2 separate regions of the Homo sapiens genome follow, and region 2 is linked to region 1. Evidence: chromatin loops called from intact Hi-C (ENCODE). Cell type or tissue: chondrocyte. All regions are shown on one strand. Links, peaks and the distances in the headings refer to the core of each region. The heading gives the core; the rest is flanking DNA. Region 1 holds the start of CDC14B (cell division cycle 14B). Region 2 overlaps CDC14B (cell division cycle 14B).

The links. A loop is a pair of places that touch in the nucleus more often than their neighbours do. Peaks named below come from ENCODE experiments on the same cell type or tissue, not always from the same donor. Only the 100,000 strongest peaks of a DNase experiment are listed, where the experiment ranks them.
Region 2: it touches region 1 in a loop (2.6-fold over the local background); 7 of 110 quality-filtered maps call a loop at or near these places.

Annotation. Positions count from the first base shown.
Region 1 is chr9:96,611,712-96,627,260 of GRCh38, forward strand. CDC14B (cell division cycle 14B) reads right to left here and starts at 8,132. Exons shown (of 14, transcript NM_033331.4): 1 at 7,508-8,132. The coding sequence starts at 7,667. LOC105376163 (a long non-coding RNA gene) reads left to right here. Exons shown (of 4, transcript XR_001746853.2): 4 at 376-459. RefSeq lists an enhancer at 7,283-7,783. In chondrocyte, for the core only: CTCF peaks have their summits at 7,194 and 8,171; DNase peaks (open chromatin) are centred at 6,269, 7,110 and 8,185.
Region 2 is chr9:96,507,047-96,522,595 of GRCh38, forward strand. It overlaps CDC14B (cell division cycle 14B), which reads right to left. Exons shown (of 14, transcript NM_033331.4): 12 at 15,460-15,549; 13 at 2,627-2,743. Among named protein-coding and RNA genes, the nearest start is that of HABP4, 65 kb to the left of the region's middle. RefSeq lists enhancers at 4,487-4,986, 15,357-15,549. In chondrocyte, for the core only: no CTCF peak of the experiment used is centred there; no DNase peak of the experiment used is centred there.

The DNA.
Region 1 (15,549 bases), core at 4,681-12,680:
AGGTCCTTTGAAAGCAATTTGTTTTACAAACAAAAAAACAAAAAAAGACCCTGTCTGCCAATAATATGCACCATTAGTTTCAAATCTTTTGGATAATCGTCTGTGAAACACTATTTTAAAACATATACAAGAGCATTTTTTAAATTAACCACTCTGAAAATTTATATTCTATCAGTAAATAATTTCATATATTGTTTTATTTTCTACCTCAGGCTCTCCCATGGTAGAGGGGTCTCCCATCTTTAAGAAGACCTCCCCAACAATAAGCTTAGCTGCAATTTAATATTAGGCAATATAAGTCTTCAGTATAATAAAAATACATAACAATAGCCTCAAGAATGAAGTAACAGCTTTGGTTTATTCCTCCTTTTACAGGGAATCTTTCTAAAGAGAAACTCTAACATTTATCCCAAGGCAGAAAAGATGATCACCACGGCACCAAACCTCCTCCGCTGCTCTGACAAATACAGAGCCAGCCTCATCTGGAGCATTTCTGCCCTGAGCTCGCTCTCAGAAGCAGACAGAGGAACACACTGCATTTCCACTGTGCTGATTCACTGAACCTTTTGTGCAAGTACACGGGAATGTTTGCTTCTTAGCTTGAAACCCTTCCAGCCGTGATGACTGTGCCTCAGCCTGCCCTTTGTCCTCGCAGCTGCTGTCACGCGTGTGACACAAGAGAACACTGATGCAGCCCTGGCCATCAATGGGCATCAAGCCAGGCACTTCATATGCATCCCCTTCATTTCATTCTCACAACAAATCTGTGGCAGATGAAAGCATCGAGGCTCCAAAAGGTTACTAATAATCTGTCTGTGCTCAACCCTGGGATGGGGCAGAGACTAGGTTTCCCCAGTGTCCTCATGCCTAGTGGCTAGCTTAGCTGGCCTCATAGAATTGGCTCTTCAAAAACTCTTTGATTAAAGTTTTTCTTCCCTAAAGATTTCAACCGCAATATGCGATATGGTTACTCTATATGCTAGTTCTCCCTCAGACCCTCCCAGTGTTATTTTCTCAATTAACACTGAAAACATAAACTCCATGAGAGCAGGGACTATCTCTAGCAGTGCTCTATTTTTAGCACTTGAGGGGAAGAAAGCTTGGCAGAGTAGGTATTCATTTGCACATATTCATTATGCATTTGTTGAATGAATAAAATATCCGGAAAACTGGGGCTGTTAATGACAGTCAATTTGGAAAACAGCATGACCTGCAGAAGACCTGAATGATGTACTTGTTTTGCTCATTTTCCTCAAATTCAGTAGGTAATTATTCATCTCCTAGCCTAAGTAGCACAGGACTAACTAGGAGATATCCAATAAATCATTTATGTACAACTCTGTGAAGCAGCTTTATCTGCTGGCAACAGTAAAAGTCAGGTAGTCATGGCTTTGCCAAAAAGAAACTACATCATTGTGGCCCAATTTTATCTCTGGCCCTTTGGCTTCTTCACAGGGGAATGTGGAGGGTTTTGATCTCTTGAAATTCTTTCCCCTGTCCTATCAATTCAGTGATTCCCACAGACTATCTCAGAAATTTCCAAGAAATGTCACTTGTGTGCATCAATGCCTTTCTTCCATCCTAAAAATCCACAGTGTGGTTTCAGTCCAGCTCTTCCTAACCCCAGCAGAAACTGGGAACATTCCTTCCCATTCAAAAGCACAGAGCAATTACAATTTGCACTGACTGGCAACTCCCTGGCATCAGTACCATTTCTGCAACACAATTATTCCACCTTCCATTCATGTCTGTGCCCAACTACTCTGTATGTCCACTTAAGGAGTGACATTTGAAACTGTCAAACTGTTGCCTCCACGTGGTGTTGGAGTGCCTGAGGAATTAGATTTAAAGCAGATAACTAACATGAATATCAGAAGTGAAGATGTTGAAGAATTAAGCAAGCATAGAAATCAAGAAAACAAATTCACATTACAGACAAATTTAAGTGTAAGTAAAGGAGAACCAAGACATAGGCAAGAAGAAAAATGCACACTACACACTATGATGGGCTTCAATTCCTGAAACTGGATAATCTACTATAACACAAAACTCTTGAAGAAAAAGCAATTTTTTTCCTTGACTCAGTGTTCTACATAACAGCATTCCTTTTCTATCAAGAAAAATATACTTCCATCACTGCAATGAATATGCATGACTATTTTACATAGTAAGCATGCAATAAATACTTCTTGAATTAATGAATAAATTTTCCCTGTCTAATGTCTGCTGTGAATTTTAAAGATCTTAAAAAGGAAGGAGGGAGGAGACAATGCTGTATTTGTTTATTTGATGAGTATCCAATATATCACCATTAATTAGTGCTTTAAAATGGCAATCCTGACCTCAATTAGTGTTTTTCCAATAAAATTATTTACTATTATAATACAGACAGTCTTTAAAAGTTAGATCATGGCAGACACTCGAAAACTTGTTTTTAAAAAGGTAAAGAAATTTAACACAAACCACCAAGAATCTTTTAGCCAGTAGCTATTACCAATATTCTTTACTAATCAGAATTTTTCTTTTCTTTCTTTTTTTTTTTGAGACGGAGTTTCACTATGTCTCTTTTGCCCAGGCTAGAGTGCTGTGGAATGAACACAGCTCATTGCAGCCTTGAACTCCCAGGCTCAAGTGATTCTCCCACCTCAGCCTCCGGAGTAGGGGTTTTGCCATATTGGCCAGGCTGGTCTTGAACTCCTGGGCTCAAGCGATCTGCCCGCCTTGGCCTCCCAAAGTGCTGAGATTACAGGCATGAGTCACTGCTCCCAGCCTAATCAGAAATTTTAAAAATAAAAATAGTAAAATAAATCAAAGCTCTGCAACAACTATTACATCTTATAAATTATCAAACATAGATATATGCAGTAGTGTTAGAGTCTTTAAATTTTTTTTTCCTGAGGAAAGGAGAAAGTACACTGCCATGAATGGAGGTCCCTATTTAAGGGATGGGAAAATAGAGATAAAGATTCAGACCTCTGACATTAAGGAGGTTCATAGAAAAATCTAGTATTTTTTCCTTGAAAACCCTCCTCAACCTCCCCACTTCCTCCAGTTTCCTAGACTAGTAACAGCTCATTCTGATCTGTACCCAGCATCTTTTTAGCTTTAATGCTTACAGTTTACACCGCCTGTTTTGTTTTGTTTTTTGAGGTGGAGTCTCACTCTGTCACCCAGGCTGGAATGCAGTGGCGCAATCTCAGCTCACTGCAACTTCCATCTCCCTGGTTCAAGAGATTCTTCTGCCTCAGCCTCCCAAGTAGCTGGGACTATAGGCACGTGCCACCATGCCCAGTTAATTTTTGAATTTTTAGTAGAGAAGGGGTTTCACCATGTTGGCCAGGCTGGGCTCGAACTCCTGACCTCAGGTTATCCACCCACCTCAGCCTCCCCAAGTGCTGGGATTACAGACGTGAGACACTGTGCCCGGCCTACACTGTCTTTATGACCTTTTGTTTTCATGGTGGACTGAAACTGAACTAGCAGTATAGTTCAAGTAAAAAAATCCGTGTCATTGCACATGGCAAGAGGTGAATGAATGGCTCCGTGAGAGGTGGATGGGGTTGGAATGAGAGTTAAACCCCTTAGTCTGCTCCTAGTAAGAGTAAATGCCCAGTATAGTGGTGTGGGTGGCTAGATACTAAACAATAGTGATTATATAACAAATGATGACAGGAACAAAAATAGGGATTAAGCATCCTATATTAAATACACACACACGAAGTATCCTGGGATCTATGGGAATTCAATTTACAGATTAAATAGGCTGCAATAAAAATGTCAAGGGACTAAGTTAAAAAATGATGTATTTAAGGGCAGGGTGGACAGAAGTGACAATATGCATTAATTTTTACAAACCTACTCCACTGTGAAAGAATCTTGTCAATCCAATATTAAGTGCTGGCAAGGATGTGGAATAATTGGTGCATTGCTTGTGGGAACGCTGGCGGCGTAGCCATTCGGAAAAAGAGTCTGACAGTTCCTTAAAACATTAAACGTGGAGATACCATGTGATCCTGCCATTCTACTCCTGGGTGTTATACTGAAAACATGTCCATGCAACAACCTGTATATGAATGTTCACAGCAGCATTATTCCTAATAGCCAAAAAGTCCACTGAGGAATGGATAAAGTCCATATGTACTCTGGCCTGGCGTTTTCACCTCTAGAAATACACTCTATAGATATAGTCACACATATAAACAGACACATACATTGATGCTACTGCAGCCATTTGCAATAGGGACTGGAAAACCCCCAAATAACCAGCTATTTATTACTACTAAATAAATCATGATTTGGCCATATAATGCAGCCATCAAAAGATAACTAATCAGCTGCGGGCGGTGGCTCACGCCTGTAACCCCAGCACTTTGGGAGATCTAGGCTGGGGGGGATCACGAAGTCAGGAGTTCCAGACCAGCCTGGCCAACATAGTGAAACCCCATCTCTACTAAAATTACAAAAATTAGCCGGGCATGGTGGCGTATGCCTGTAGTTCCAACTACTCAGGAAGCTGAGGCAGGAGAATTGCTTGAACCCGGGAGGCAGAGGTTGTGGTGAGCCGAGATAGCTCCACCGCACTCAACCCGGGCAACAGAGCAAGACTCCGTCTCAAAAAAAAAGAGAACTAATCTTGCTGGTATGGCACAATTTCCAGAAACTTGAATGTGCACAGAAAATTGAAGGAGGAAAAACATTACCAAGGGAGGAAGACTCCATAAAACTCATTTGATAGGCTGGGTGAAGGCTCACGCCTGTAATCCCAGCACCTTGGGAGACCAAGGCGGGCGGATCACAAGGTCAGGAGTTTGAGACTAGCCTGGACAACATGGTGAAACACTGTCTCTACTAAAAATACAAAAATTAGCCAGGCATGGTGGCGGGCGCCTGTATTCCCAGCTACTTGGGAGGCTGAGGCAGGAGAATCCCTTGAACCCGGGAGGCAGAGGTTGCAGTGAGCCGAGATTGAGCCACTGCACACCAGCCTGGGCAACAGAGCGAGACTCTGTCTCAAAAAAAAAAAAAAACTCATTTGATAATGTTTGACTTTTTAGAAGTGTGCATGCACTGCTTTTTAAATTAAGAAAACAATAATGGAGGGAAAAACACGTTGAGAAGGAAGGGACCAGTTTGCCACTTGCTGAGGACAGGCCTCAAGCCTTCCCCCAAAAGCCCAATAAAAAGTAATCTGAACTCTGTATCTGAAGATACTTTAATTGGCCTTGTATATCACACTGCAACAGACTGATTAAGTATCATTTTTCCAGGAAGCCAAGACTATCACTGAGGGACACCTAGAGAAGTCACAGGGAAAGGTGACTATAACCTTTACTCCCCTGGAGCTCCCTTACATTAAAGCTGGACCCTTCCGTTATTAGGGCTTGCAATCTGATAGGATTTTTTTTTTTTTTTAGCAGCAGCAAGATTTATTGTGAAGAGCAAAAGAACAAAGCTTCCGCAGCGTGGAAGGGGACCAGAGCGGGTTGCCCTCTGATAGCATTTTTATTTCCTGTAACGCACCCCTCCTCAGTATTCTGCTTGGTTCTATTTTTCTGAAGTTGATTAATTGGTGACTGCCTCACGAAGACTAGCCACATATTTCATCTCCATCAAGAAGAAAGATTTATTCCAATGACTTTGCTGTCACAAACCTTCTGATTGAAAACCCAAATGTTCATCAACAGGGACTGTCTAAATAGGTTAAAAAACATTCAAATCTACATAAACATTTAAATCCATACGTACTTGTTAATGGTTTTATTCATAAAACCGTATGTACATTGGCCTAAGCAGTAATTAAAATCAAGTAAGCCAGTCTTATATGCACCAACTCAGAACAATCATTCTAATAAGAAACACTATGAAAACGGAAAAATGTGCAAAACAACATGTGTGCTACTCGCACGTGTATGGTAGAGAATATATAGTATATATAGTATGCATGCACAGCCTATTTCTAGAAGGCTTCACAAGAAACTGGGAAGAGTAGTTGCCTCTAGAGAAGGACACTTGGAGACTGTGAGACCAACTTTTCTGCACGTACTCCTGTGCACCTTTAGAATTGGAGTTCTGTACCATGTAAATGCATTACTTGTCCTAAAATTAAATCCCATTCAACACAGATCCTTTCAAGAGGTATAAACAATAACGGGCAGAAACTATGTATAGGCCCACCCGTTCCCAGCCCCATCCGTCCTCGGCGAGGCCCTCTCCTGGGAAGGGCACAACGTTAGCGGGACTTGGCTTCTCAGTCTCAGCAGGCTTCACCTCCCGCACACCCCCCGCAGCTACCGGCCGGGGACTGGTACTCAGGGCAACCCCTTCCTATGCCCGCTCTGGTTCCCAAGGGCCATCCACCAAAGCCGAGAAACCCGCTCTGCTCTCAGCTTCATTTCAAAACGAACTTAGTTTCCAGATTGTCCATGAACCTAGAATATTATTTCTCCTAAACGTCTGTGTTTGTCTAAACACTTCCACTTAATGTTCTCGCCACTCCAGCTTACCTGGTTTATCAAAGGCTAGGGGCTGGAAACAGTTTTTAATAACGCCACGCACCGAGGTTGACACATTCCCCGCCACTGAAAACAGACTGCCAATTCCCTCAAAATCGTGGACAGCTCTGCTGTTTACACAGCGTTGCCACATACATCATCACATTTAATGCCTTCACACGCGTCACTGTCAATCCCAGCAAACCTAACAGCTGCCAAATTGGATTTATGAGTCTCCAAGAACAGTCGAATCAGCACTAACAGAACAGCTATCGAAGGGCTGCTTGGCTACCTGCTCTGGCTGGCTGGGATTTCTCAAAAGTGACAACCCGGACATTCGTCTTGCCGGCTGGCTCGAATGCCACCAACGTGACACCTTCCTTCTCGAGGCCCCGGCGGGGAGCGGACCCCGGGAGGCGGAGGCGTTCGGGGGGCGCGCTAGGGGGCAGGGCGCGGGAGGCCCAGGAGAGGGGCTCGGGCTTACGCGCCGGACGGGCAACGCGGCGCCCAGGGTCCCAAGGCTACGGAGCAGCGGGGGTTTGGCCAACGCCAAAAAGGGGCAGCTCCCGTGCCAGGCGCGTTCAGCGCGCTCGGGGAATCCTCAGGGGCTGATTCAGAGGTTGTGACTCGCGCGAGGGCCAACCGGGCTCGCAATCCCTGAAGGCGGAATCCACAGGAACTCAGAAGCAGCCCGCGGGGAGGAGCTGCAGGTTCGAGGCGCCGGGCTGACGCCCGCAACTTAGAAAGGTGACCCTCGGTCCATCTTGCTGGTGGAGGAGGGTGCACAAGCTAAAGTTAAAGCTCGCAGCCCACGCAGCTAGAAACTCGGGGCGGGGGGCGCTCCTCAGGAGCCAGGCTCCTAAAGGGGGTGTGGCGGCCGGGGCGTTTAAGGGGGTGGGGGCGAAGGCATTTCGGCCCGGCCCCGGAGGCCCCGGGCAGCCCGGTGGGAGGTGGGCCAGGGCCCCGCGCCGGGTGCGGCCGTCCGGGGCCCTCCGCGCGCCCACTGGCCGGCTCACCGGTGATGTCCAGGTACACGTCGTCCTGGGGGTCCCGGCGGCGCGGGTCTTGCTGCGTGGAGCTGCGGATCTTCTTCACACCCGGCGAGGTCGACGAGCAGCGCCGCGAGCAGGGGGGCGCGGCGGCCCAGCTCGACCGCCGCTCGCTTTTCCGCTTCATGGAGGCGGCCGCGGCCCGTCAGGGGGCCACGACCATGGCCCCGCGCGCCCGCGCGCCCGCCGAGGCTCCCGCCAGCCCCGCGCGGGCGCTCGGGGCGGCGGGCGCAGAGCGGCGCTGCGGGGACGGCGGGCGCCGGCAGAGCCCGGCGGGAGGCGGTCGCGCAGGAGCCGGAGGAGGAGCCCGGCCCACAGCGCCTGCCCCGCTGCCTCCCGCGGCCGCCGCAGGACCGGCGCCGCAGCCCTCGCTACAGCGCCTCCTGCCGCGGCCGGCGCCCCCAGCCCGCCCCCAGGTGCCCGCAGCCGGCTGGCGCGGCCGAGGCGACGGGGCTGCAGCTGGCGGCCGGAGCTGCCCGGGGTAACCGTGCGTGCCCACCGCGGCCGCGGCCGCTGCTGCGTAGGCGCCGGGGCACAGCAGGACGCGGCTCGTGGGGACCCCAGGAGGGCTGTTCCGTGGCGCTTCATTCACAAAAAAGGGCCCACAACCCTCCTCGGGGCCCGCAGACTGAGGCCTTTCATTGGCCAATGCGGCGTGACGTCACGGAGACGGGGCCTTTCTACAGGCAGGTACTCGGTGACGCCATAAAGAAAACTCTGAGGGCTTCCGCCAATCAGAGATAAAGTGTGCTAGCGACCTTCGCCAGCCCCCCAACTTTTGTTTCTTCTGTGTCCTCCAGGTGCCAGCACCCCAGATCCCAACTTTCTTTAGTGAGTCACCAAACATTTACACAGCCCCACCCTAGTAACTTAACTCCAGGTCTTTGGCATATATATATCTTAAAGTATTTCTTGAATTTCCTTGTAATTCGCGCCAAGAGAAAGGGACTTTTGCCATGGCTGCCAGCTTGGAAGAGGATGGCCTGATTACATTACCTGCAGCTATATAGATTTAAAGTAGAGTTGATTTCAGAACTTAAGTAAAACTATTTAAACAACTACGCTCTATTTATCGACCTATGCCCAGCATTCAAACAGGCCAAGCAAGGGCTTCTTAAGGACCCGATGAAACTTCCGTGGAACCACAATATACCGTGGTTGTTTGCACCTCAGAGTTTCTCATCTCGGAATCCAGCGCCCACATTAATTCAGTAAGTTTATACACTCATTGCTGTGTATACTGAGGTGTCGACAGGTCCGATTATATCATGAAGTATTGAAGCAAGGGGCAAGTTTTGTCCTTAAACTTCTTTATCTGGCACACTGTAGGGTCATATCCTCTTCTTTTTCTACTGGATTAAAATAATGCCCTATCTTCCTGGAACTTAACCAAAAACTGTCATTTTGGAGGGCCTTTAAACAAACGTCCATGGTAGCATCTAAAAGGGTGAGAAGATTGGAGGGCAGTGTTAAGATTTCACGGCCCCAAATTTTACAACATCTGCAAGCTGTCCCTATTTTTCACCAGCACTTGAACGTTTTATCCTGCAGTTCCGCAGTTAACTGCCAGCCTGGGGAAAAGAAAGATGAATTTGAGTCAGTCCCCTTGGAAGCCTCTCAGAAATGCAAATTTTCATAGAGCACCTCAGGAAGGGGCTCTTTGACTTCTATTGTTGTGGGCTTTTACCTTAAGCACGGCTAAATAAGGAAGTAGGGGGGCTGTGTCTGAAGCTAGAGATCAGCAACTCTGTAAGCACTTTTTCTTAAGGTTGGTTCTCCTGTTCACTCTTCCTCTGTTTCCCCTAAGGAAATCAGTGAAGGCCTTAAATTTAAAATGATCTACATGTCTGTCTGTAGGGGCAGCAAAGAAGCTAGAGACGTGGGAGGCTGTGCGGCGCTGCGCAAGTAAGTTTTAGAGAGCAGAAACGGTAGGGTCACAGTCCTTTGTTTTGACCTGGAGGAGGAGGAGGAGACCTTTCAGACCGGCCTAGGGGCTCAGCATTGGAAAGCCACCCAGTTTCCCAGACTACCAGGGATTTTAAATGAGTGGGTCTTGTTTTGAATAGATATTACAGGAGAGTGGTCCGTGTGGCTCCCTGGAAGTACAGAGAAACTACCTCCATGACATTATGATCTTTTGAGAGTAATTTGTTTAAATGTCAGGAGGCAGAGGTTGCAGTGAGCCGAGATCGTGCCATTGCACTCCAGCCTGGGTGACAGAGCTAGACTCCGTCTCAGAAAAAAAAAAAAAAAAGTGTCATAAATACAGATAATTATACCATTTAAATATTTTCATACTTTGCAAGTATATAATTTTATGCTTTGTATAGTAGGAACAGACAAAGTATAGGACTACACTTTGTAATTACGCGAAAGTATCTTCCCTTCTTGTGAATAGGAAGTCTGTGTGCTGAGTATACACATTAAAGTTTTAAACCCTATTTATATTTTGTTTTTAGGTCATGTTTAGATAGAGGCAGAAAAGTGCTGTTTCCTAGCTGATACTTGTTTTGTGTGTGTGGCACTGCTCTTGAACTGTTTGACTCCTCCCCCTCTTTGATAAGTTGACTCCTGGGCTCTGAGAATTTGGCCACAGGAAATGTATTTTAGTTTGCTTCCCTGGTTAGTTTGTTGTTCATTGCTTGACGACTCATCATAGAATTTTAGAGCTTGAAAGCTCCTTAGACAATATTTGGTCCAAGGCTATCCTTTCACAGTGAGGACACGGGGACCCAGATGAGTGGCAGTGGCCAGGCTGGGGTGGGAACCAAAACTCTCTAGGATCTGGCTTGTCTTTTCCTGAACTGTGGCGCTTAGGGAACAGATGCGTCTGGTTGATTCTCAACATTATGGCAGCACAATGAAAAGGAAAAAAAAAAAAAAAAGGAGGGATTCTCTAAAATATTCCTATCTTTCCTAGGTAAATTTACCCTGAAATGAAAACAACTGTGGAACATTTTCTTTTTTTTTCTTTTCTTTTCTTTTTTTTGAGACGAAGTCTCGCTCTGTCGCCCAGACTGGAGTGCAGTGGCGCGATCTCGGCTCACTGCAAGCTCCGCCTCCCGGGTTCACGCCATTCTCCTGCCTCAGCCTCCCAAGTAGCTGGGACTACAGGCGCCTGCCACCACGCCCGGCTAATTTTTTGTATTTTTAGTAGAGACGAGGTTTCACCGTGTTAGCCAGGATAGTTTCGATCTCCTACCTTGTGATCCGCCCTCCTCGGCCTCCCAAAGTGCTGGGATTACAGGCATGAGCCACCGCGCCCGGCGGAACATTTTCTTATATGTATATTCCAGATAGAGCATATTCTGAAAATGTGAAATCTTACGCTAAAATCAGTAGCAACTGGTTGATAGAGACGTGATATGAATTTCAAATAATGTAAGTTTCAGAATCCGTGAATTACAATTTTAATTATGTGAAGATAAATAAGTTGTACAAAGTCAATTTCCATAAGTTGGTTAATTTCATAAAAAGTTAAATTTGATAAATATGGTACGTTCCATAAGAGGTTAAATTTCCATAAAACTAGAGGGCTTAGGTGGCAGTCATATGGGAAAACGGGCACACACTGAAGTCTTCACTTTCATATATAAAAAGAGTTGGTTTTGGCCGGGCGTGGTGGCTCACATCTGTAATCCCCGCACTTTGGGAGGCTGAGGCGGGCAGATCACCTGAGGTCAGGAGTTCAAGACCAGCCTGGTCAACATGGGGAAACCCTGTCTCTATTAAAAATACAAAAATAAGCTGGGCGTGGTGACACGTGCCTGTAATCCCAGCTACTTGGGAGGCTGAGGCAGGAGAATTGCTCCAACCTGGGAAGCGGAGGTTGCAGTGAGCCAAGATCACGCCACTGCCCTCCATCCTGGGCCACAGAGCAAGACTCCGTCTCAAACAAACAAACAAACAAAAAAAGAGTTGGTTTTGTTTCATTGGCTATCCTGGCAATCCCAACATTAATCTGAAGTCTGCCATGTTCATGCCCCTTAAGATGAAAATCTTTTAGAACCATAAAAATGGAAGGAATGAATGTTTGTTGAGCTACCAGCAAATACTAGACATGCTAGGGGCTTCATACTCATGCCCTGTTCCGTGGTATTCTCATTTGAGAGGTCATGGCAGTTACCCTAGGTCACTAAATGAGTTTGGTTTGGAAACCCAGGATACAGAACCACACGTGGCTCGAGTACTGAGGGGCTGGCATCATTCTTCATTGACAAGAGCAGGATCTAAAGGGATCCTGCCTTGCAGGTGGGCTTCTGAAATTAAATAACCTGTATAGTTGTGTAAAATGTCAGAAACTTGGATGAACGCCTTTGGATCTCAGACCACACCGTAATATTGTAGGTTTTTAAAACAATATTTCTGCGGTTGATTTGTTTTTTGGTTATATACACTCCTGCTTTAAAAAATAACTACAATCATGCATCACTTAACGATGGGGATGCTTCTAAGAAATGTGTCATTAGGTTATTTCATCATTGTACAAATATTGTAGAGTGTACTTACACAAACCTAGATGGTATGGTCTACTACATACCTAGGCTGTATGGTAGAGCCAATTTCTCCTAGGCTACAAACAGGTACAGCATGTTACTATACTGAATACTGTAGGTGACTGTAACTGGTAAGTATTCATGTATCTAAACATCATCTAAACATAGAAAAGTTACAGCAAAAATATGGTATTAAAACCTTATGGGACCACTGTCCTGTATGTGGTCTGTTGAATAAAACATTGCTTTGTGGTACATGACTGTAAATAAAATAAATAATAATAATGAAATGCCAGGGGGCAGGGGTAGGGGACGATGAGAATTCTGGTTATTTTAAGTCTTGTGTTCAGAGTATGACTGAAGATGCCTTTACCTGAAAGCCACAGAGGTCTGAGCCTCAAGGGACTGAATGATACCCAAATCTTCCTCAAGAATTACCTTTTTTTTTTTTTTTTTTTTGAGATGGAGTCTTACTCTGTCCCTCAGGCTGGAGTGCAGTGGCACGATCTCATGAGCCACCACGCCCAGCTTGCGTTACTTTTAAAAGACGCTGATAAATTAGCGGGGCGTGGTGGCACGTGACTGTAGTCCCAGCTACTCGGGAGGCCGAGACAGGAGAATCGCTTGAACCCGGGAGGCAGAGGTTGGAGTGAGCAGAGATCGCGCCATTGCACTCCAGCGAGATTCTGTGTCAAAAAAAAAAAAGAAAAAAGAAAAAAAAGAAAAAGAAAGATGCTGACATGCATTCTACATACTGTCAGGTAGTCAGTATGTCTCTAGAGTTGAATTTAATAATATGGGAGAAATGGGAAACAATACTCCACAAGTTCATGCTGTCTTGGCTAAATGCTTCCACCGGTGCTACTGAATGCTGCCTCCTCTCTATTCACCCTCCTCACTATTCGCTTCTCTTTTTCTTTTTTTGAGGGGGGGACAGGGTCTCGCTCTGTCACCCAGGCTGGAGTGCTGTGGTGCGATCTCGGCTCACTGCAACCTCCGCCTCCCAGGTTCAAGCCATTCTCCGACCTCAGCTTCCCGAGTAGCTGGGACTACAGGCACACACCACCATGCCTGGCTGATTTTTTGTATTTTTAGTAGAGACGGGGTTTCACCATGTTGACCAGGCTGGTCTCAGACTCCCGACCTCAGGTGATCCGCCCGCCTCAGCCTCTCAAAGTGCTGGGATTACAAGCTGAGCCACCACGCCCGGACTTCACTTCTTAAATCTAGGTCTTATTTTGTAATTTTACTTCAAAGATTTGTACGTAAGGAATTTTTTTCTCTTTGGTTTTGTCCCACAATAATACATGAACATGTGATTATATTTTTAAAAAATTTAAGTAAAAAACATATATATATGTTTATTTTAAAAGTTCTCCTTTACCTTCCTACCCCAATCCTCCTATGCTCATAGATAACTGCTGCTAATGATCTGTGTTTAGATAAAAACAGATTTTGGGGCCGGGCATGGTGGCTCATTCCTGTAATCCCAGCACTTTGGGAGGCCGAGGCGGGCGGATCACTTGAGGTCGGGAATTTGAGACCAGCCTGACCAACATGGCGAAACCCCGTCTCTATTAAACATACAAAAGTTATCCAGGTGTGGTGGTGGGTGCCTGTAATCCCAACTACTCGGGAGGCCGAGGCAGGAGAATCTATTGAACCTGGGAGGCAGAGGTTGCAATGAGCCAAGATCGCCCCAGTGCACTACAGCCTGGGTGGCAGAGCAAGACTCTATCTCAAAAAAAAAAAAACACACACAAAAAAAAACAGATTTTTAAAAATAAAATGGTTCATACTGGGCATATTGTTCTATGAGCTGCTTTTTTTCACATAATACTGCATTTTTTTTCCAGATTTGTTAATACTGGATCTTGAAAATTTTCCTTTTCAGTCCTTTTGACCAGCCTCATTCATGCTAATGGCTGCAAAGTTTCCCTTGTATCTTTTCCATCATTTCTTTTCCTGTGGATGGATGGTTAAGTTGCATGGGGGCTGGGAGGAAAAGTGCTGTTATGTACCTGCAATGAATACCCTAACATATGGCAATCCACAGGAGGTGGAATTGCTGAATCAAAGATACTCACTTTTTAATTTTTCATTGATACCAACAATATTTAAGGATAGCTGAGCTGATTGGGTGCAGTGGCTCACACCTGTAATCCCAGCACTTTGGGAAGCCAAAGTGGGAGGATGGGTTGAGCCCAGGAGTACCAGACCAGCCTGGGCAAAATAGGAAGACCTTGTCTCAACAAAAAAGAAAAAAATTAGCTGGGTGTGGCCGTGTGCACCTGCAGTCCCAGCTACCCGGGTGGCTGAGGTAGGAAAATAGCTTGGGCCCTGGAGGTCGAGACTGCAGTGAGCTATAATTACCCAACTGCACTCCAGAGCAAGACCCTATCTCAGAACAAAACAAAATAAAAAGGAATCCCATTTTCCCACATCCCTGAAATCACTGGATACAACGTGTTTTTTAAGTTTAAGAATTAAAAAGTCTCACTATTAGTTTCATTGTATTTTCCTGATCACTGGTGAAGTTGAGCATATTATAAAGTTCTCATTAGATGTTTGCAGTATTTTTTCTAAGAATTTTTAATTCATGTCCTTTGCCTGTTTTGTATTTGCTTTCTTTTTTTCGAGTTTTTTCTCCAACTCCCGACCTCAGGTGATCTGCCCGCCTCGGCCTCCCAAAGTGCTGGGATTACAGGCGTGAGCCACCACACCCGGCTGCATTTGATTTTATTTTTGTAGATGTGTGGCAGCTTTTTATATATTATGGATATCGCCCCTTCACCCTTTGCAGATGATGCCTGCATATCTACTCTTTGTCTTGCTGCTCTATTCACGTTGGTTTACAGAAGTTTTATGGTTTTGTTTTGCTTTGCTTTGCTTTTTTGAGGCAGGGTCTTGCTCCATCACCCAGGCTGGAGTGCAGTGGTACAATCATGGCTCACTGTAGCCTGGACCTCCTGGACTTAAGTGGCCCTCCTGCCTCAGCCTCCTGAAGTAGCTGGGACTATAGGCCCATGCCACCACACCCCGCTATTTTTTTTTATTTTAATTTTTTGTAGAGATGAGGTTTCACTATGTTACCCAAGCTGGTCTTGAACTCCTGAGCTCAGGCAGTCTTCCTCCCTTGGCCTCCCAAAGTGCTGGGATTACAGGCATGAGCAACCGAGCCTAGCCAGTTTTATCTATTTTAATGTCAAATACATTTTACCAATTTTTAAGGCTTCTAGGAATGATATATATTGTATTTTAATATTTTTCTTTTCCAACAATACTCAAAATATGGCTATCACCACCTTACACTAGACGTCAAACTTTGCCTCATTAGAGTGAGTCAGCATGATATTATGCTTCCTGGATGGTGCAGTGGTGGTTCACACCTGTAGTCCCAACACTTGGGGAGGCCGAGGAGGGTGGATCGCTTGAGGACAGGAGTTCGGACCAGCCTGGGCCACATGGTGAAACCCCTTCTCTACAAAAAATACAAAAATTATCCAGGCATGG
Region 2 (15,549 bases), core at 3,639-11,638, 110 kb before region 1:
ACTTTGGGGGGCTGAGGCAGGTGGACCACTTGAGGTCAGGAGTTCAAGATCAGCCTGGCCAAAATGGTGAAACCCCGTCTCTACTAAAAATACAAAAATTAGCCAGGTGTGGTGGCACATGCCACCCACAAGTAGTAATCCCAGCTACTTGGGAGGATGAGGCGGGAGGATGAGGCAGGAGAATGGTTTGAACCTGGAAGACGAAGTTTGCAGTGAGCCGAGAAAACACTACTGCTCTCCAGCCTGGGCAACTCCATGTCAAAGGAAAAAAAAAAAAAAAAAAGCCTGAGCACTCATACCTAAAAAGAATATGCCCCTTCAAGACATGTCAAAATTAACAATTAACTGTCATCAACGATAGGCTTTTTATTTGATTTTTTTTTTTTTGAGACAGAGTCTTGCTCTGTTGCCCAGGCTAGAGTGCAATGGCGCGATCTCAGCTCACTGCAACCTCCGCCTCCAAAGTTCAAGTGATTCTCCAGCCTCAGCCTCCCGAGTAGCTGGGATTACAGGCACCCGCCACTGCACCCAGCTAATTTTTGTATTTTTAGTAGAGACAGAGTTTCACCATCTTGGCCAGGCTGGTCTTGAACTCCTGACCTCATAATCTACCTGCCTCGGCCTCCCAAAGTCCTGGGATTACAGGCGTGAGCCACCGCGCCCAGCCTGAATTTTTAATAGCTTGGCTCACCAAAAAGTGTCAGTTAAAACACTCCCATTTCCCTTCATTTATTGTAGAAAAATTGGAAAATAAGACGATAAAAAAGAAAAAAATCCCAACTGTCCCACCAACCAGAACTTTTATTAGTATCATAGCATATTTTTCCTGTCTTATTTCTATGCATATATAGAAACTTACTCATCTATAAATACAGATGTATTGTAGGTATATAAATATTTATACATCTCTATATTTCTATACATATATAGTATACTTACGCTTACAAAATTAGAGTCATACTTCAGAATTTTTTTTTTTTCTTTTTTGAGACAGAGTCTCACTCTGTCGCCCAGGCTGGAGTACAGTGGTGTGATCATGACTCACTGAAACCTCCGCCTCCCATGTTTAAGCGATTCTCCTGCCTCAGCCTCCCGAGTAGCTGGGACCACAGGTGCCTGCCACCACACCTGGCTAATTTTTGTATTTTTAGTAGAGACGGGGTTTCACTATGTTGGCCAGGCTGGTCTCAAACTCCTGACCTCAAGTGGTCCACCTGCCTCCGCCTCCCAAAGTGCTGGGATTACAGGCGCGAGCCACCGCACCCGGCCCATACTTCAGAATTGTTATGCATGGCTCTTTTCACTTACTGCTTCGTGTACTAAACTAAATGTATGACTCCCAATTCATTTGGCATAATGTAACAATCTTGAGCCCATTTCCTGTTTCTCACTGTTATAAATAACACTCCGCTATTGTTCCAATGTACCGAAATCTTTGACCTTTGGTCAGTATTTCTCTAATATTCTTCTCAAGAAGAATCAAACAGTAAAGAAATAGGAATATTTGGTACATTTCTAATGAAAAATTTTAAATCCTGGAATCATGAGTCAGTGCCTGACAGTCCTCCAATCCTTATGCCGGGGCACTGCTGCATCCCCATGCGAGTGTTAAGTGTGCAGTAAGGTTGTACAAAACAGTGTAGAGGAGACATGGCAGAGCTGAATGAGTCTTCAAAAGGCAAAGCACACAGAACTCCCAGCTCTGCCAAGGTCTCTTGGGAGACTGGCTGCTTTGCACTGGGGACTAATTTCACACTGATAAGGCCCCTAGGCCCAAAGCCTCGGATATACATGGCAGGGAAGCTGAAAAGAAGCAGGGTACACGTGCAGGACATTTTAAAGTCTGGTTCTGATTATCTTCAGGTCGCTCATGTCTATTAGAAGAGATCGTTTTTACCAGGAGGACAGAAACAGGACTGCATGGGCTGCCAACACCAGGCAACGATGAAAAGGTGCCCCCTTCTACTCCTGAGCCATCTATCCCCACTTCCACTCCTGGGCTATTTATTCTCTCTTCAGATGGGATCTGTTTTCAGAATACTTTAAAAATGACATGTCCACTTCATGAGAAATATCCAAAGACAACAGAGTCACCGACGTGGCCACAGAACACATTGGTTTCCTTGTGAAATTCTGCCTACACTCACTGAAGACAGTGACGACAGTGAAAGAACTAGTGCCTCGGGTGTGGGCTGTGGCCAAGAGGACAAAGAGTCACTAGGTAGAGAAGGATCTTCAAACTCTCTGGTTATCTCATTTCTACCATCACATTCATTTGCAGCTAATCGTCCAGCAATGATGCTGTATCTGATATACACCTAGAAAAATGTCCTCCAAGTCCTGACAGCCAGCTTTGGAAATTCTTAACTTAAAACTTTCCCATATCATGACCCAGAGACCATACTTCCAGTGTTGAGAATTACTTCTAAAAAACAAAACAAAAGCCTACATTAAAATGGTCCAGATTTTCTTAGATAATGAACAAGGAATACACATTTGATGAATTTCCCATCACAGAGACTCTACTTTCTCCTAATTTCATGTCAGTCTCCAGAGGTAGGGTCCAAATATTAAACTGGAAAACAAACGCTTGCAACTTTTCAGAAGAGTAGGATTCTTTTCTCACCTTTTAACACTGCTTTTCCTTGAAGCAGATCTGGTGGTTCTTTTAGTAATGCCTGCACTGCCAGAAATGTTAGGTTCAGATGTTTTACAGCTCTGAACACTGGATTGAAGAATTACTCTGAAAATAGTTGGAAAAAAATAAGATTATATTCACTGAAACCATTTGCAAATACTTGACAGAGGAAAGTATTTTTGCACTTTAGTGCAAATTATCTTGAGAATTGAGAGGATTTTCCATCAACACATTTACCAAAAAAATCTGAAACACATTTTCACATCAAGGCCTTTTAAAATGAAGCATCTCGTTTCTCTTTGAAGGTTACACAAAGACAACCAGAGGGCTTTGCTCCTGGAAGGCGAATGACTTGGCATTTTAAGCAATTCCCACACCAAAGAAATCCACCAGCTAAAGAAATCTTTGTGCCCAACAAAAGTAGAAGTAGCTTCTCAGACTTTCAGTCATGAAACAAGACACCATTAAGAGCTCAAATTCTAAAGAATAGGAACATAAATTTAGGAAATAACTATACAATATTCACTCTTCAAAGCTGTAAGTATGGGTAATAATCCACTAAATCAATACTAATTTTATATAACGTTTCAAAATTTTAGAAAGTGTTTAAGCAAAATATGAGTTTTGCCTGAATTATATATAACACTTACTAAATCTCCAAGTGCCACTAAAATGAAAGTGAAAACACTTAAATTTTGTAAAGCTTGCCTTAATTAAACTCTAAAAAGCTTGAGAAACTGGTGCATATGAGAGTAGGCTGCCCAGGAGGAAGCACACGATGAATCAGAAAAGAACATCCTGAGATAAAGGCCACACGGAATGTCCTTTAAGAGGCAGATGGTCCTTTGGTTTTTTTTTTTCTTTCCTCTTTAAATTGTTATAGGGAAAACAGCAGAAGACATCAAAAGATTTTATATGCAATTCTTTTTTTTTTTTTTTGAGATGGAGTCTTGCTCTGTCGCCCAGGCTGGAGTGCAGTGGCGTGATCTCGACTCACTGCAACCTCTGCCTCCCAGGTTCAAGCGATCCTCCTGCCTCAGCCTCCTGAGTAGCTGGGACCGCAGGCGCCCACCACCTCACCTGGTTAATTTTTGTATTTTTAGTAGAGATGAGGCTTTGCCATGTTGGCCAAGCTGGTCTCGAACTCCTGATCTCAGGTGATTCGCCCACCTCACTTACTCCCAAAGTGCTGGGATTACAGGTGTGAGCCACCACACCAGGCCTATATGCAATTCTTTTCTTCAAGAGATAATCAATGACAAACTAAACACATATACACACATTTATAGATACCAACTTTTAATTCTCTGAAAGAGAAAATACTGACTTAACAAGCTTTCTTCTCTCCTATTCAAACATAAAGGTGAGAAAGCCAATAACAACTTATGAGAACCCAGCTCAAAGGAGTAAAAAGTTGAACCATTACAATTAGTGAGCATCCCACCTCACGGGCCTCAGCTACCACCATGCTGGCTAATATACCAAAGACAGGGCCTTAAAATAGGCTAAGATTAATAAATTTCTACAACCTTAGCATGACCCAAACCAAAGCATATCCAACATTTAGTAAAATGCTAAACATCTCATCACTAAAAAAGCAACAAGAGGCTGGGCACGGTGGCTCACACCTGTAATCCTAGCACTTTGAGAGGCCGAGGTGGTTGGATCACGAGGTCAGGAGTTCAAGAGCAGCCTGGCCAAGATGGTGAAACCCCGTCTCTACTAAAAATACAAAAATTAGCCGAGTGTGGTGGCAGGTGCCTATAATCCCAACTACTCAGGTGGCTGAGGCAGGAGAACTGCTTGAACCTGGGCAGCAGAGGTTGTAGTGAGCCGAGATCGTGCCACTGCACTCCAGCCTGGGCCAAAGAGCGAGACTCCGCAACCAGAGCATAACCTGGAGCTTGTCTGGGCCAGCGGTCCCAAGCCTTCTGGGGAGAAGGGGATGGGCAGCTTTCCCCACTATTTCACTTTACTCATGCAGGATTTCTGAGGGCCCCATGAAACTAGCTTTCTGTCTCACAGAGGGACATGAATCCTGGATAAATCAGCCAATGTTTGGTTCAGAAATTCTCCTAGAGTGTGATCATCTGATATGTTGAATGTTCTAACAAAATAGAAAAAGGAGGTGGTTGCGGTGGCTTATGCCTGTAATTCCAGCACTTTGGGAGACCAAGGCAGGAGGATCACTTGAGGCCAAAATTTCGAGACCAGCCTGGACATTTTAAGCAATTCCCACACCAAAGAAATCCACCAGCCAAACAAGTCTTTATGCCCAAAAGTAAAAGTAGCTTCTCAGATTTTCAGTCATGAAACAAGACACCATTAAGAAGCCCAAATTCTAAAATATAGTGAGACATCCTCTCTATAAAATAATAATAATAATTAGCCGGGCGTGGTGGGGCGTGCCTTGGTTCCAGCTACTTGGGAGGTTGAGGTAGGAGGATCACTTGAGCCTGGGAGGTCAAGACTGCAGTGAGCCATGTTTGTGTCACCGATCTCCAGCCAGGTGATAGAGACTTTGTATAAAAAAAAAAAAGAAGAGTGTATATGCATCTTAATTGTATGATTAAAGACAACTATTACCCTGGCTTGTGAATTCTACTTCTAAAAACAAGGAATTGTTTTTAAAATTTTTTTTCTTTTTTTTTTTTTTTTTAAGAGACAGGGTCTCACTCTGTTGCCCAGGCTGGAGTGCAGTGGCGCAATCATAGCAGCCTCAAATCCTGGGCTCAATTGATCCTCCTACCTCAGCCTCCAGAGTAGTTGGGACCACAGGTACATGCCACCACACCCAGCTAATTTTTTCATTTTTTATTTTATAGAGATGGGGTCTCGCTATGTTGCCCAGGCTATTCTCAAAATTCTGGCCTCAGTGATTCTCTTTCCTCGACCTTCCAAAGTGTTGGGATTTATAGGCATGAGCCAGTCTGCCCATCCCTAAAAATTATTTGTTTATATAAAGTGATGGGGAAATATTTATTCATCTCTGCTAAGAATTTGAATATAGAATTTTGCATAAAACCAAACAAAACAAAACAAACTGCTGCTGCTTCATTGCTACTTCTGAAGCCCAGGCCGGGGCACTCGTGCTGCCACTGTTCTCATCCGCTCCCCTCGGCCACTCCCTTACGCACGGAGAAAACAAGACTCCTGTTGGCTTTTTTTTTTTAAATACAACACCTAATTCTCAAATAATTTGAGGCCACGGTTGGCCAAAAGTACAGACAACAATCACACTGCAAAATAATTAATCTGAGAAAAAAACAAGAGCTGATACACTGCCTGCTTAGGAAATCTGAATCCTGATTTCTCAAATTAAAACTATGACTGAAGTGTTTAAATGCCATTCAAAACAAGACACTACTGCTAAATCCTGTAGTCATTCTCAGGCTGCTGGAAAACATCTTTTTAAAAGTATTTATTTCTCTATAAAATTAGTGTAAATTAAAGTGAACTAATATAATAATAATATTAAATAGCTAGTAATTTCTGTGGAACTTTAAAACCAAGAGAATGATAGAACTTGAGTGTATTAACCACACCACGGAAGACTCCAGTTATTTGCACTGACAACACGGTATTTATCCTAACTGCAGGTTATGCACTGATGAAATCGGGGTTGGGGGAGAACTCCACTGAGCTATCATGAGTGACAGCACACACCACCTGACAGGCACCAGAGGGTGACGTGTTGCCTCTGTCACAGGGAACCCGGGCACTCGCGGCCTTCTGCCTTCCAACCCAGGCCAAGCATGGCTTTGCAGAGCAGTGTGCAGCAGATGTATTTTCTTCCTTCCCATCTGCCCTGACAAAATCCTCCATCCTACCTACCTCTTGCCTATATTCCAGTTCACCTTCTTCTCTGCAGCATCCTTGGAGCCTCGGTACTCTGAGATTTCAGATATAGTGAAATCTGCAACCCAAGGAACACGGCAAAGCCAAAAACTAAAAAGCCAGGTCTCGAACATAAATGTCCAATTCCAAGAAAAAAATCCATCAGGGCAACTATGCACTATGTATACTGGCTGTCCACTCCGGACACCACAAGAGCGTGCACAAAGGTGACCCTGAGGCCCTGCAGCCTCCAGAGAAGGCTTTCCCACTATCTCTGAGTCTGACTCAGAAGCCTGAAGTGTTGTTATGGCCTAATTCTCCAGGCATGCTGCATAACAGGAGCTTTTCACTGGAAACAACTTAGCAGACGATGCCACACCACCTGCGTCCACTGCCAGCAGAGGTGGGTGGTGATGACAGAGGATGGTGGAGCTCAGGAGTCACCACCTTACAAATAAAACCCTTTTGAGAGAAAGACATGGGGGTGCTACAAAGATGATACTGATTAACACCACTGTAACTGTCACAAGCTTTTTGCTTCTCAAAATTCCAAATAATTAGTCAGGCTGAACTGAATACTCTGCTTGGGTCTAGAAATACAATGGCAAACGTCATTACCAATAACAACAGAAGGTATAGTTTACATGGAATACTGAAAAGAAGAGAGCCTGATAGAGACCATGTTTAAACTTACCCTGGGAATGATCATTCAACCACAAAGTGCCTAAGCATTATTTGCAACTGCTCCACCCATTCAGAACATCTTTGCCACTTGGAACAGTTTGAGAAGAATAACTCTATGTAGTGCATGATGCTCTTGAGTCAGAATATGTGGCAATCGTAGTTGACTAAGAGAAGTAAAGAAGAAAACACCCAAAAGGTTAATCTATCTCAGAAATACAGCAGGTCTGAATGCGCGACAATAAGCTTTTATTTGTAAGATATTCAAGAAAATGCCATAAATAGGAGCAAGTTAAGCAGGTTTTGCCTAATTCTGAAGAGTGAAATCAGCTTGATTTTTAAATCTTTCTCAGCTATGTGAAAATACTCAGTGAAACCACAAAGTACCAGAGTTGGTTGCAATGGAATTTTTCTTTGGAAGAGATCTTGCAAGGAACTTTTGCATTCTTTCATAACTTCCAAGTCCAAGAGGAGACAAGAGAAGAAATTCTTAAAATATGAGTTAAGGAAAAAGCTTCAGAGAAGGAAGAACGCAGCTCAGACACAGAAGGGTGGCGGTGGACCCCGTGACACGGACACACCCGCCTTCTGGGGGTCTTCAACATGCTGTTCCACAAGTGGGCCTCTTGTACATTCTTCTGCAGAAATAAAGCCTCTTCGCTGTTAAGGTCTTCATTTCAAAGATGAAAGATCTCAAGAGAATACAGATTTGCTGCTATTAGCCTATTAAAGGCATTCTGGCTATGTCTGGGCAAGGAGAAAAGCAGGAACAATGACCATCATATGGAAATGCACCAATTTAAACAGGCGACCTCAGCTCCGACCTCCTACTTTCATTTAGCATCAAGTGCTACACACTGTACTTACTGTATTCCCTAAAGGGGAGGAGGAAAATGAGACAGAGCAGGAAATTCTGCACACTAAAGAGAGAAGACTTATGAGAGAGCTGCTGTACAATGGCAGATTTCGAGGCTACAAAATCACATATTTAATGAAAGTAGATCAGTGGGAAAAATGCTTCTTTGCTAGACTGGGAAGGACATACTCAAGATACAGAAAACTAGAGGGAAATTGTATAGCCAACTGACGAAAATAAAACCACCCCAATTATCCTAAGCTAACTACTTTTGATAGGGAAGAAAAACTGTTTCAGTGAAGAAAAACTGTTTCAGTGTCTTTATCAACTGCTATTTTGAAATATGTTAAGGATAAGCATAACTTTAAAACAACGTATGTTACTTTCAATATCCTTTCTATGAGAGGAACAGTGAAGCCCACCTTCCCTCCCCACCACCATCCCATTAATTGAAAAGATTCAGAAAAAGAACCTTTGAAAATAGGCAAACCAACAAAGCTAGGAGCTGACAAGGAGAAAAACATGCATTGTGGGAACCACACTAGGCACCAGAAGTAAGCAACGGCAGAGAAACAGAACGGGACACTTACAGCAGCTATCTGTCAGGGGGTCCTGATGGCTACTGTGTTCTGAAACCATCGAGACAGAATAGCAGGATGGGAAGAATGTAGTCACAAACAATCCACCAGATGACAACACTACACAGTGCAGAGGTCAGCACAGCTAGGGGACATCTGGAAAGGGGTGAAGGGGAAAGAACAGATGTTCAAATTGGGAAGCCAAAATAAATTACGCAATCATCAATCAATCAAGCCATATGTGAATTTTAGACACCCTAAAAGCCCAGCCAACAGCAACAGGGATACAAAGGGGTGGTCAACAAGGATGGAGTTTTGCCATTTTATGTTGAATAAAAAAATGCTGTGTTTAAACAGGTTTCATACTTTGGGACTCAGTCACTAGTGAGATAACTACCCCATGTTAATTTAACTTTATGATACTGAAATCAGTCACAGATAAATGATTGAGGTTCTTCAAAAAGCAGAAGATGTGCACACACAGAAAACTAAAGCAAACCACAAGGGGCAAAGGAGGCAAAACCAGATAACCAAAAACAAACAAACAAAAAAACACAAAACCCCAGACTAGTTAACAAAATCACAGGAGGCACAACTAAAAATGAACGTAATACAGCAGAACTGATCTCACTTCAAGGGAGTTACTAACTCCTGAGCCATCCAGGAAGCTAAGGGAATGGCACATTTTTATAATATGGTTCACATTTAACCCAGGGCAACACAAAATGAGCAAAATTTCACTTAGGTATGCATACTATAGACTTTTCTTAGTTGTTTTCCACACTCATTTTCCTCATACTAGTTGGCTTTCAGCTTGGTGTTTCTTTCTTATTTTTTATTTTTTAATTATTATAATTTTTTGAGATGGAGTCTTGCTCTGTCACCCAGCCCGGAGTGCAATGGCGTGATTTTGGCTCACTGCAACCTCCGCTTCCCAGGTTCAAACAATTCTCCCACTGCAGCCTCCTGAGTAGTTGGGATTAGAGGCGCACATCACCACGCCCGGCTAAGTACTGTATTTTTAATACAGGGTTTCACCACGTTGGCCAGGCTGGTCTCAAACTCCTGATCTCAGGTGATCCGCCTGCCTCAGCATCCCAAAATGCTGGGATTATAGGCGTGAGCCATCGCACCTGAGCTCTATTTTATTATTTATTTATTTAATTTTTTTTGAGATGGAGTTTCACTCTTGTCGCCCAGGCTGGAGTGCAGTGGTGTGATCTCGGCTCACTGCAACCTCCCCCTCCCGGGTTCAAGCAATTCTGCCTCAGCCTCCCAAGCAACTGGGATTACAGGCATGTGCCACCATGCCCAGCTAATTTTGCATTTTTAGTACAGATGGGGTTTCTCCATGTTGGTTAGGCTGGTCTTGAACTCCTGACCTCACCCTGCCTCTTTTTTATTTTTAAGAAACAGGGGTCGGCCGGGCGCAGTGGCTCATGCCTGTAATCCCAGCACTTTGGGAGGCTGAGGCAGGTGGATCACCTGAGGTCAGGAGTTCGAGACCAGCCTGGCCAACATGGTGAAACCCCGTCTCTACTAAAAAAATACAAAAATTAGCCAGACGTGGTGGCATATGCCTGTAATCCCAGCTACTCGGGAAGTTGGGGCAGGAGAATTGCTTGAGCTCGGGAGGCGGAGGTTGCAGTGAGCCGAGATCATGCCACTGCACTCTAGCCTGGCCGACAGAGCGAGACTCTGTCTCAAAAAATAAAAAAAATAAAAAAAAATAAAGGCCGGGCGTGGTGGCTCACACCTGTAATCCCAGCACTTTGGGAGGCTGAGGCGGGCGGATCACGAGGTCAGGAGATCAAGACCATCCTGGCTAACATGGTGAAACCCCGTCTCTACTAAAAATACAAAAAATTAGCCGGGCGTGGTGGCAGGCACCACGCTACTCGGGAGGCTGAGGCAGGAGAATGGCATGAACCTGGGAGGTGGAGCTTGCAGTGAGCCAAGATTGCGCCACTGCACTCCAGCCTGGGCGACAGAGCAAGACTCCGTCTCAAAAAAAAAAAAAAAAAAAAAGAAGAAGAAAGAAAGAAAGAAACAGGGGTCTTGCTCTGTTGCCCAGGCTGGAGTGCAGTGGCGTTATCATAGTTCACTGTAACCTCCAACTCCTAGGCACAAGCAATCCTCCCACATCAGCCTCCTGAGTAGCAGCTGAGACTGCCTGTTCATGCCACCATGCCCAGTTTTTTTTTTTTATTTTTTTTGTAGAGACAGAATCTCACTATGTTGGCCAGGCTGGTCTCGAACTCCTGGGCTCAAGTGATCCTGCTGCCTTGAACTCCCAAAGCACTGGGATTACAGGCATGAGCCACTGTGTCCAGCCTCAGCTTGGTGTTTCTTAATCCATTGGTCTGGGTTCTAGCAGTGAGGAAGGAAACCTCCTCCCATTTGGAAGGGCAGAAGCTCTTTCCAATGACTATACTTCCAAATGGTCACCTGGATACATCTGTGACCAAATATTAGAGCCTCTACTGAGCATCTGCTGTGTGCAGAGTACTGCTAATCAATTTGGAAATGGCTGATTTGGCTTATCATGTCATTTTTATTGTTGACCTCATCACTGTCATCATTAAAAATTACATGTCAGGCCAGGCGCAGTGGCTCACGCCTGTAATCCCAGCACTTTAGGAGGCTGAGGCGGGCAGATCACGAGGTCAGGAGTTTGAGACCAGCCTGGCCAACACGGTGAAACCCCATCTCTACTAAAAATACAAAAATTAGCGAGGCGTGGTGGCGTGTGCCTGTATTCCCAGCTACTCAGGAGGCTGAGGCAGGAGAATCACTTGAACCCATAAGGTGGAGGTTGCAGTGAGCCAAGATTACGCCACTGTACCCCAGCCTGGGTGACAAAGCAAGACTCTGTCTCGGGGAAAAAGAAATTACATGCCAGGCATCCTATATTGTGGAAAGGGATTAGACTAAAGGGTGAACTCGAAATACAGCCTAACCTTACCCCACAAGTTATACCCACACCATCTTATTTAATCTTCCCACAAAAAAAACAAGCTACTAATATACATAAAGATCACAGGGGTGAATATTTAAATGGAATGAATAAATGGTCTGGGAGCCCTAGAGAACTCTCTACCGATCCCAGCCTTCACCTTCAGTTCCTTAAAGGCAGAATGGCCCGAATGTCCAAGTGTCAGCATTATAGATGGTTACTTTTTCCTCTAGTAAACCTCATGGCTTAAGAATTATTTTCCGGCCGGGTGCAGTGGCTCACACCTGTAATCCCAGCACTTTGGGAGGCCAAGGTGGGCAGATCACGAGGTCAGGAGATCGAGACCATCCTGGCTAACACAGTGAAACCCTGTCTCTACTAAAAATACAAAAATTTAGCCGGGCGTGGTGGTGGGCGCCTGTATTCCCAGCTACTTGGGAGGCTGAGGCAGGAGAATGGCATGATCCCAGGAGGCGGAGCTTGCAGTGAGCCGAGATCGCACCACTTTACTCCAGCCTGGGCGACAGGGCGATACTCTGTCTCAAAAATAAAAATAAAAAATAAAAATAAAAAAAGAATTATTTTCCATTGCTAACAGATATACTCATCTCCAAACCTACCAAAACCATCAGTATGCAGAACGACAGGCCTCATGGCTCAAGTTATGCAATCTACCAAATCCATTTTAGCACAGACAATATACTTGTCATCACGTCCTGAAGATCAGCTCAATGTCATGGTGCCACATGGTTTCCTGTCATCATTGTAGTCAGGATCAGACAGGCTGAGCAAATGGCCATTTTATAATCACTAAAAACTTAAACTCTCCCCCAAAACTGACCATTTATAAAAGAGAAACCGGCCAGGCGCCGGTGGTTCATGCCTGTAATCCTAGCACTTTGGGAGGCTGAGGTGGGTGTACCACTTGAGGTCAGGATTTCGAGACCAGCCTGGCCAACATGGTGAAACCTTGTCTCTACTAAAAATACAAAAAATTAGCTGGGTGTGGTGGTGCATAATCCCAGATACTCCGGAGGCTCAGGCAGCAGAATCACTTGAACCTGGGAGGCAGAGGTTGCAGTGAGCCGAGGGCACACCATTGCACTCCAGCCCGGCCAACAGAGCAAGACTCTGTCTTAAAAAAAAAAAAAAAAAAAAAAAGAGAAACCAATCATTGGAATAATATTTTATGTACTATAACCTTCTCCTAAGAATCACTAGTACTTGTGTATTTCTCACTAACTTTCCTTCTTGCATGTACTGTATTTTCATAAGGCTAAGTGCCAATGCTAAAGCAAAATAACTTGCTCACAGAAATCAATGAGTCAAACTTGGATGAAGAAATTGATTTTGTATTTTTCAACCCAAGCAACTGTTGAGAACAGTCCCTCAGGGACTTCTATTCCTAAAATAACAACATAGACACAAGAGGGAAAGAAAGAAAATCTTCAATTGATCTTTTCTAGGGCCAAAAAACTGCAAATAATAGCAGAGAGGGTTTGAAAAAGCAGAGACGGGGATAAGCAAAATGTTGTAAGGGAGGAGGAAGGAGATTTGCTGAGACTCATCAAAAATCCCCTCGGGTCTATACACATAACTCAGAGCTTAGAAAAACTAGCATTTCGCTTTCTTCTTTAAAAGTGTGGCCTAAAACTTTGTTATTTGTGTTATGTGGGGCTATTTATATATATTGTTTTTGGGATATTACCAAAAGGAATCCTGAGCTACCTCTTTGTTTTTTAACTTTTACCATTGTACTTGATTTTACTTATTTATTTAGACAGGGTCTCACTCTGTCACCCAGGCTGGATGCAGTGATCATGGCTCACTGCAGCCTCAGACTCCTGGGCTCAAGTAGTCCTGTTGCCTCAGCCTCCCGCATAGCCTGGTCTACAGGTGCGCACAGCCACGCCCAGCTAGATTTGAACTCACGTTAATGAGAGTAGCAGATTCAGAGGGTGACTAAAGGAAATTTCCTATTTAACAAAAACTTTTGACTAAGCAGGATTTGTATCCCCTGACTCTCAACTTGACTTTTGAACAGCAGGCAACAAAATATTAAAACATAAACTGATGATGCTGATTCTGAAAAACAAAACAAAAAATCCCAGACACAGCTAAAATCAACCCACAAAAGCATCAGTTTCCTAGGGCTTGCAATTCAATGTGTGGTCCCTGGACCAGCAGCCTCGGATAGAAATGTGAACTCTTGGGCCCCACCCCCACCCCACCAATCATAACCCATATTTCAACAAGCGCCCGGGTGCCTCCTGCACACTGAAGTCTGAGAAGCACTGCTCGAGGGTGCTGCCTGCCTCCTCCACCACATCCAGAATTAGTATCTGGATGATTACCTGGAGCCACCATAATACTTCCAAAGAAAAACCATTAAGGCCTTAGGTGAAGACTTTTAATAAGGAAATTAAAAACAAAATGGCATTTGGAGTTAAGTAAATTATACAAAGGCACTATTTTTGTTTGTTTGTTTGTTTTTTGAGATAGAGTCTCACTCTGTCACCCAGGCTGGAGTGCAATGGCACGATCTCGGCTCAATGCAATCTCTGCCTCCCGGGTTCAAGCGATCCTCCTGCCTCACCCTCCCGAGTAGCTGGGATCCTATAATGCCTACAGCTCCCACCATCATGCCCGGCTAGTTTTTGTATTTTTGTAGAGACGGGGTTTCACCATATTGGCCAGGCTGGTCTTGAACTCCTGACCTCAGGTGATCTGCCCACCTTGGCCTCCCAAAGTGCTGGGATTACAGGCATGAGCCACCACACCTGGCCAAAAGGCACCATTTTTAAAAAAGTATAGTTGACTAAAGTACCACTAAGTTGCAAAAGAAATGCTTAATAAATGCCTATAATCAAAATGGATGCCCTACATTCATTCACATAACACTGCATATTGTAAAACTCAATTCTTTGCCTTGGGTCTTTTAAGAAGAACCTCCCAGGGGAGCAACCCATAATGACACATGCCTTAGGTGTAATTCTACTTCAGAATTTTTATGACGAGACACTAGTGAGGAATTACTTTTAATTGAAAAGAAAACCTGTTCTCTGCCAATATAAATGGTATATTATATCATACTTCCTTACCATATTACAAGATGCTTACTGAATAAATGATCTATGTCCATCACACTCCCTCCCCGCAAAAAAGAAGGCTGGAAATCTGGTGTCCCACAATGAAAAAGGAAGTAACTAGAAGGAAGAAATCCAATGGCAACAAGTGGGAGCATTTACTAAAGAACAGCCTACAAAAAATACCATGGTCATGTACTTTGCTTCTGCATATTTTTCTAACAATCTTGGATGCTCCATCAGGTTGAATCCCAACTAACACACATTCACAAGAATGTACACATAGACATACATACACTCAGTACTACAACATTTCCTATTCTCAGGCTAAATCTTCCTCTATAATTAGAAAATCATTCCCCAAAGAAACAAACGAAAAACCCAAAATATAGTTTAGACCAGTTCATTGTTGCCCCAAAACAACATAATGTCATTAAGCCATCATGTCATGCTTATCAAAACAAATGATCTGCAACATGGCAAATGTAAAGAAATACACCACTTTAGTAACTATGGACAAGTCTGGCATCCTGGGCTTTACATCTGCTGTCGCGCTCCTGAGGATGCCCCATGCTGATTATTCATGGAGAAAAAGTATCCCTGATGTCGCCTTCCCACCCATAAAGGCTCATGAGGACCAAGGTAAACAAGGGACAGCTGAGAGCTTCCAAGGCCAGCACCCCTAGGTTTTAAATAACATAGGCAAGCATTTCAAAGTGGCATCATGGGCTTGCAACTATGGAGAAAAATGTACAGGAAAAACCCTCACCAAGGACCCCACACACATATGAAGAAACATCAACCACAACAAAGGAACCCAGACTCACGTGAGAGGAATAGCGTTTGTTTTGGATTGTCTTCTGCTTTTCAAGGCCCGAAGTCTATCACCTTGTGTCACTCCATTGATTTCGTCATCA